2 separate regions of the Homo sapiens genome follow, and region 2 is linked to region 1. A link is an interaction called in ENCODE POLR2A ChIA-PET data of the cell type or tissue named here. Cell type or tissue: OCI-LY7. All regions are shown on one strand.

Region 1 (4,000 bases):
ATTGCTGATGGAAATGTAAAATGATTGAGCCACTCCAGAAAATGGTACGGTGGTTCCCCCCAAAAATTAAACATAGAATTACCAAATTGATCCACCTATTCTCCTTCTGGGTACATACCCAAAAGAATTAAAAGCAAGGACTTGAACAAACATGGTCCTAGCAGCATCAATCACAGTAGCCAAGAGGTGGAAGCAACCTAAATGTCCATCGACAGATGAATAAATCAACAAAATGTGGAATAGTCATACAATGAATATCAGCCTTAAAAGGATGGAAATTCTGACACATTTTACAACATCGATAAAACTTGAGGAGCTTATAGTAAGTGAAACAGGCCAGATACAAAAAGACAAATAGTGATAGTTCCCCTCAGATGAGGCACCTAGAATAGTCAAATCCACAGAGACAGAAAGGAGAATGGAGGTTTCCAGGGGCAGGAGAGAGAATGAGGCGTTAGTGTTTAGTGGGTGCAGATTTTCAGCTGGGGAAGATGAAGAGGTTCCAGGGGTAGCCGCACAACAGTGTGAATATACTTTAAAATGGCTAAGATGGCAAATTCTATGTTAGGTATTTTTTTAAACACAGTAATAAAAAAAAAAAAGCATCTAGTTTAGGGATTTGGCAAGACCAATACCCAAGAGCCAGGTTTCTCCCACTCCCTGCACCCTCCCTAAATTCTCAGGCCCACCTGATGGAAAACAAGCCTCCCTGCGCCTGTGCTCTCCACAAGACAAAAAAAACAAACAAAAACACAAAAACCGTGCCTGGCCTGCTTTTCTCTGCTATGGAACAGCAACACTTCAGCCAGGACCATCAACCTCCTGAAGTGACCAAGTCCCACTGGGTCCTCGTCTCGGAGCTCAGGACCCCGGCCTCATTATTGCTAAAGGAAAGCACCTCTGAAAACACTCATTCTGGAACAGCCCAGGCGACAGCAGTGCCCCCTCCCCTCCCCCGAGCCTTTGCCTTGTCTGAGCCAAACAGCAGTTGCTCCTCGACGTCATCCCAGAAGCATCTCTTGCAAGAACTAACGTCCCTTATTTCATTTCTCTCTCCCACCCCCACCTTAGAAGCTCTCTGAGCTCTTCCTGAATTGATCCTGGTATTTGACAAATTAAATCTTTTCAGGAATTGAGACTCTCACCTCCTTAGAATGACCAGAAATGAAGGAGTTGCAACTGATGTTTTTAAATTCCCAAATTACAGATGGCAAACCAAGTTGTGGGGAATGGCGCAGAGGGGAGCTGAAGGCTGGGGTTGGGGAAGCGGGGCTGCCAGCTAGGCTTTGGGGACCTGCCCAGGCGGAGGGGGTAGCCACTACCAGCGATGAGCTGCAAATGGTAGGAGTGCGCAGCTCCTCCTGGCTGACGGGAAGATCTGACTCCGCGCTTCTTGTTACCCTGATGGTACGAGTGCTTCATGTGGCCTCTCTTATTTCAGCATGTGCTGGGCTCACCTGTAGGTGGTGCTGAGCCAGGGGCCGGCTCCTGCACAGCTTGTGTCTGATAACAGGCATCACAAGAGAACACCACCTTCCTGGCTGTGAAGTTTTCGTGATTTGAATCCAAGTTCCCAGCCAGTGTCAGAGGGGGTGTCACTGGTCCCCACACCAGGACCACAGGCCTGATTTCAATGGTGACTGTTCCAGCAGTTATGCAGGAGCCCTGGGCTGGGCACACTATGTCATACTAACTTTCCATCCTGTGTTTTGAATATCAGAACTCTTGTTAAGGTGAAAACTCTGGAACCTTTACCCCATAGTAGTTGACCAAGGAAACGTAAAGGCAAAGCTACCGTACTCAGTGATGCTTTCTTTTAACTCAGTTTGTATTTTCTTCACCTTAAGGTGCATTTGAAAGATAGTGGCACATAGGGTGTCAGAAAGGCCTTTATTTAATGTTCACACCAAGTGGGTGCACTGAGTGGGAACCACCTTAATCTGCTGTTCATTTCTTGCAGCAGTTATGCAAGTAAGTATAATGATCACCATTGTAAAAATGAGGAAGTTGAAATGGAGAGAAATAAATAGCTTGCCCAAAATCACCAGCTGTGAAGCGGCCGGGGCTGGCCTTGGCCCCCAGGAACTGGCCGGAGACATCTTTCCGTGACGTAATTAAGCTCTGGCCTAATGGGCCTCATGCAGGAGCTCATCTCCATTTCTCCTGTAACTTGCAGAGGGCAGCTCACTGCTGAGCACAGGTTGCAGGCAGTTTCTCCGTGTGCCCCTAAGCCCTCTGTAGGAAACTGCAGGCCAAAAAATGCACGTAGAGCTTGGGGACGCCCAGGACTTGGCCTTCATCTCAATGCTGCAGCTCTTTGATCCAATTGTCTACAAGCCACAAACCATGTTAGCAAAGGAAACATTATCTCGCCTGAAGTGCAACTCTATGCCCATCTAATGCACACAGCAGCAGCGCAAGTTAGTGAGCAGCAGCTGGGAAGCCCACAGCTCTTCCTGCCCTCTCTGGGAAACCAAACAGCGACCACAACGAAATCACATGTTGAGTGAGGGCTGTAAACCCAAAGACCCTGGTGACTGAGATCTCCAACTTTAGAGAACTGCTAGAGAACAAGTGTGTGCCTGCCCAGTCAGTGGGTGCCCCTCAGCCTTGGCCACAGGACAGATGTGAGGCCATGAACTGATGGCATGGGAGCACGGGGCTGGGGTGGCCCAGCCGTCCCCAGAACACTGAGCTACCAACTTCTACCTCCCTACCACAGCCTGATCCGATCGGCACGTGCTGCTAGTGGTCAGCGTTCTGCTAGCCTACCAGCTTTGCACCCCCTGGGTGGAAGGAGAATAGCGGAGGGATGACCCAGGTGCAGGAGGAGGCAGCCCGGGCTCAGAGGTGTCTGAAGACCTTGGTCAGACAGCGAGGCACTGGCACTGTGTTCAAGCACCCTGTGCCCTGACTTCCAGCATCTCTGACGTGTGCACCTCTCACCAGAGAGGCCTTTCTGTGCCACAAACCTAGACAGCCCTTGTTCCCTGCTGTGTCCGTGTTATAAAATAGACCAGGCAAGAGAGGGTCTTCTGGAAGGTCAGAGCTGTGGCCGTCTTGCTTAAAGCTGAGAAAGCAGGAAGCAGATGAGGAACGCAGAAACCTTCTGAACCTGGAGGCGGGCAGACCGGGACAGAGGGCAGTGTGCGCGTGTGCTTGCTGCTCCGCAGCTTCCAGCTCTCCCTTCTTGCGGGCCGCCTCCTCCATTCCCTCTTCTAAAGGACCTTGCGTTTCCTACACAACTCCATTTCATCCACAGCCAGTGGAGCGCTGGCCTTTTTATTTTTCTTTGTGTCTCCTAACTTTTTTTATTAAAATAAATTTTAATTGTGGTAAAATACACATAATGTAAAATGTATCGTTTAACCAGTTTTAAGTGTGCAGTTCTGTGGCACTGATCGCATTCATGTTATTATACAACCATCACCACCATCCACTTTTTCATCTTCCCAGACTGAACCTCTAGTCCCATTAAACCACTCCTTGTCCCCCCCTTCCAGCTCCTGCAACCACCATTCCACTTTCTGTCTCTATGAATTTGATCACTCTAGGAACCTCATATAAGTGACATCATACAGTGTCCTTTTGTGTTTGGCTTATTTCACTTACCAGGGTGTCCCCAAGGTTCATCCCTATTGTAGCGGGTGTCAGAACTTCCTGCCTTCCTAAGGCTGAAGAGTATTTCATTGTATGGATAGACCGCATTTTGTTGATCCATCCATCTGTCAGTGGACACTTGGGTTGCTTCTACCTTTTGGTTATTGTAAATAACCCTGATGTGAACATGGGTGTGCAAATATCTATTCAAGTCCCTGCTTTCAACTCTTTTGGGTACATACCCAGAAGTGAGATTGCTGGGTCATATGGTAATTCTGTTTTGTTGTTTTTTGTTTTGTTTTGTTTTGTTTTTTGAGGAACCACCTTACTGTTTTCCATAGTGGCTGGACCATTGTATATTCTCATCAGCTGTGTTTAAGGGTTCCAATTTCTTCACATC
Region 2 (4,000 bases), 1.1 Mb after region 1:
ATCTTCTGCCACTTCAGCAAGCATGTCAGCAACCCTTCTCCACCAACCTGTCTTGCTGCACGAATGATTTTCCTAACTTCTCCACTGACCCCAGAGAGGCTTTTAAAATCATTCATGGCTTCACTCCATAAGTTCCTGTAGCAGGCATCTACAATTTCTGGTTTTAATTCATCCAATGCAGCTTTGAAGAATGTTATTGCATTAGCAATAGTGAATGGTTGCACTGCATTATGTCCAGATTAGGGTCTGCATCAATTGCTGATAAAATGTGATCACATACAGTCAGTCATCAATGAACAACATAGATACATTCTTAGAAATGTGTCATAAGATGTTTGTCTCTTTGCATGAATGATGAAAGCGCATTTCCACAGACTTAGATGGAACAGCCTACTACACACCTAGGCTGTATGATAGGGCCTATTGCTCCTAGGCTACAAACCTGTACCACATGTTACTGTACTGAATACTGCAGGCAATTGCAACACAATGGTATTTGTGTACCTAAACATATCTAAACACAGAAAAGGAACAGTTAAAAATAGGGCATGAAAGATAAAATACGATATACCTCAAGAGGGGACTTGCGATGAATGTAGCTTGCAGGACTGGAATTTGCTCTGAGTCAGTGAATGAGTGGTGGCTGAATGTGAAGGCTAGGACATTACTGTGCACTACTGTAGTCTTTATTAAACACCGTACACTTAGGCTGCACTAAATATGTTTTTAATTTTTTCTTCAATAATAAATTAACCTTAGCTTACTGTAGCTTTTTGACTTTATAAACTTAATTTTTCTTAATTTTTTGACTTGTAATAACAGCTTAAAACACAGGTTGTACAGCTGTACAAAAATATTCTATAAGCTTTTTTCTTTTCTTTTTTTTTAGCTTTTTAATATTTTTTTTTTTGTTAAAAGCTAACACACAAACACCACCTGCATTAGCCCATGTAGGCCTACACAGGGTCAGGATCATCAACATCACTGTCTTCCATCTCCACATCCTGTCCCAGTGGAAGATTTTCAGGGGCAATAACATGCATGGATCTGCCATCTCCTGGAATAACAGTGCCTTCTGAACACCTCCTGAGGGATCTGCCTGAGGCTGCTTTACAGTTAACCTTTTTTAATAAGTAGAAAGATTACATTCTAAAATAACAATAAAAAGTACAGTAAACCCATAAACTAGTAACGTAGTTATTTTCATTATTAAGTATTATATATTGTACCTTATATTGTGTGCTATAGTGTTACACCCCTGGCAGCACAGTAGTTTTGTTGATACCAGCACCATCACAAACACATGAATAATGTACTGCACTGTGACATAGAAAGGCTACAATGTCACTAGATGATTCGTGCTTGTCCAGCTCCATCATAATCTTATGAGCCCACCATCCATACCGGGTCTGTCACTGACCAAAGCCTTGTTAGGCAGTGCATTACTGTACTTCTATGAACCTCAGTGTCCTCTTCTATGAAAATGGAGTGATGTAGTACTATGTCAGGGGATTATGTGAGAATTAATTGGGATGATGTATGTAAAGATTCTGAGCAATTTTACATACAATCCTCAAGATCAGGGCACAATACATTTATATTTTAAATAACTAAAGATATCAATTGAAAAACTAGAGTCATAAATCAATAAAGTATAATATTGCTACTTTTCTAGCAAGTCCTAAATCAACCTAGCTATAAAATTAGTAAATAAAATTCTCTTTGATTTTCTTTTTTCAATTATTTTAAAGCAAACCTCTGAGATTTCAGGGTCTAAGTTTTCCATTTATGTTTGTTGCTGTTTTTATTTCTGCCACTTTTTATGGGTTTGGTCCTTTTAACTGAAGAGAAGATAATGAGATGATCATGATTACTTAGATCTTGAACAAGTCACACACACACACACACACACACACACACACACACACAAGTCTAAATTTGTTTTAAAAGTGAAAGTAAATTTGTCCTAGAAGTTAAAACATTGATAATTGTCTAGCTGAAAGTAGACAATTATCTGTCAGAGAATGTATCTACTTCTGCAGGTGATAGTAAAAGTCTAAATAAAATACTAGAATTTTACAAATAAATCGATGCTGTTTTAATCCACAAATTGGTTTCCAACTACCTATTTAGCCAAGTGATTCTTTTTTTTTTTTTTTTTTTTTTTTTGAGACGGAGTCTCGCTCTGTCCCCCAGGCTGGAGTGCGGTGGCACAATCTTGGCTCACCTGCAAGCTCCGCCTCCCGGGTTCACGCCATTCTCCTGCCTCAGCCTCCCGAGTAGCTGGGACTACAGGTGCCTGCCACCACGCCCGGCTAACTTTTTGTATATATAGGAGAGACGAGGTTTCACCATTCACAGGATGGTCTTGATCTCCTGACCTTGTGATTCAACCTCCTCGGCCTCCCAAAGTGCTGGGATTACAGGCGTGAGCCACCGTGCCTGGCCCCCAAGTGATTCTTAAAATGTATAAATATGAACAGTGAGCCTCATGTCCTAGCTACCTGTTACTATGTAGCAAGCAGCCCCAAACCCAGTGGCGTAAGCAAGAGCAAGCATTCATGGACCTCATGAATCTACATTTGGGTTGGGCTCAGAGAGACTGGCTCATTTCTGCTGCATGTGGCATCAGTAGGGGCAGCTCCTGGGGCTGAGGTCATCTGAAGACTCAGTGTTCACCTGTCTGGAGACTGACAGCAGCTGTGGGCTGGAACACCCATCCCCAAGGCCCCTCCACACAGCTGCTTGGCTCCCACCCAGAATCTGGCTGAGTTCCAAAATCAAGCATCCCAGGTGAGAGTGGGGCAGAAGCTGTTTCATCTGTTTTGACGGAGCCTCAGAAGTCATATGGCATCAATTATCTCACTCTTAATTAGCTGAGGCTGACTTACAAAGAGCCACTAAGATTCAAGGAGAGCAGCCATGGACTCAGTATTTGAAAGGGAGTGGCAAGGTTCTGGTAGGGCAAGTAGGATGGGAAACATTTTTGCCACCATTTTCGGAAAACACTTTCTACCTCACTTACATTTCACTGAGTCAATGCAACATATTTATCTACTATGGCATTTTGCTAATGTCTTGTATCCAAATTAGAAATTAATTCATTCATTCAAAAAAAAAAAGCATGCACCGAGTCCTTGTTATGAGCTATGCACTTTACAAGGTGATGGATATATCAACATTAATAGGCAAGATTACATGTGAAAATTGTCAGTGCCTCTGCTTAAAATAAACATTGCCTCATAACCTTGATAATTTGTTTGAGAATGACTTAGAGCAGTTGTTAGAATCGAACTCAGGATCCAGATTGCCTATGTGCTAATCCTCACTCTCTTGTGTGCTCTTGTCTATCATATGGGCAAGTTCTTGAAACTTCTCTGGGCTTCTGTCTTCTTGTCTGTAACATGAGGCTAGCAATAGATCTGCCTGGTAGGGTTGCTGTGAAGAGGAAAGGTATTAATTCATGCAATTGGTTAGTGTCTGATAGTAAGCACTCAATAAGTGTTAGCCATAATTATTATTATTTATTAAGATTAAAATGGGTTTCAAAGTTTATGACATAACAATAGGTGAAAAGGAAGAGAATTAGAAAATCAATAATGCATACAATATCACCATAACAAAGTAAAGAAAAACCTTATATGTGGAAGAAATTTTATATTGGAAAAAAACGCAGCAAAACATTTTAAGTGATGTGTTGGGAGTGGAAAGACTATAGAAAATTTTTTTCTTCTTACCTCTATATTCTCAAAATTTTTTTCACACAAAAATGAATTGCTTGTATAATATTTACATCTGCTGACCTACAACTGAAATAATAAAGCTACTTCCCATTACAAGAAAAATCATATGTTTAAAGGTATATATCCTCCGTACTTCCAGTTCCCTTTAAAGCTGATCATATTGATCTGCGTTATACTTTGCTCTTGTCAATACAGCATACCTAGTGTTGCAGCCTATAGAGAAAAGAAAGAAAAATGGCTTCAAACTTAATGACATG

Evidence for each region. ChIA-PET counts read pairs that join two places held together with the same protein. Peaks named below come from ENCODE experiments on the same cell type or tissue, not always from the same donor. Only the 100,000 strongest peaks of a DNase experiment are listed, where the experiment ranks them.
Region 2: POLR2A ChIA-PET joins it to region 1 with 7 read pairs; 2 of 35 experiments call an interaction of 5 or more read pairs at or near these places.

The regions. Positions count from the first base shown.
Region 1 is chr18:10,481,093-10,485,092 of GRCh38, forward strand. All of the region lies in intron 3 of APCDD1 (APC down-regulated 1), which reads left to right. Among named protein-coding and RNA genes, the nearest start is that of APCDD1, 28 kb to the left of the region's middle. RefSeq lists enhancers at 1,752-1,921, 1,942-1,991, 2,032-2,221. In OCI-LY7, a CTCF peak has its summit at 1,486 (motif pointing right); a DNase peak (open chromatin) is centred at 2,029; H3K4me3 peaks cover 1,134 bases; H3K27ac peaks cover 2,360 bases.
Region 2 is chr18:11,555,200-11,559,199 of GRCh38, forward strand. No RefSeq gene overlaps it. Among named protein-coding and RNA genes, the nearest start is that of SLC35G4, 52 kb to the right of the region's middle. In OCI-LY7, no CTCF peak of the experiment used is centred here; no DNase peak of the experiment used is centred here.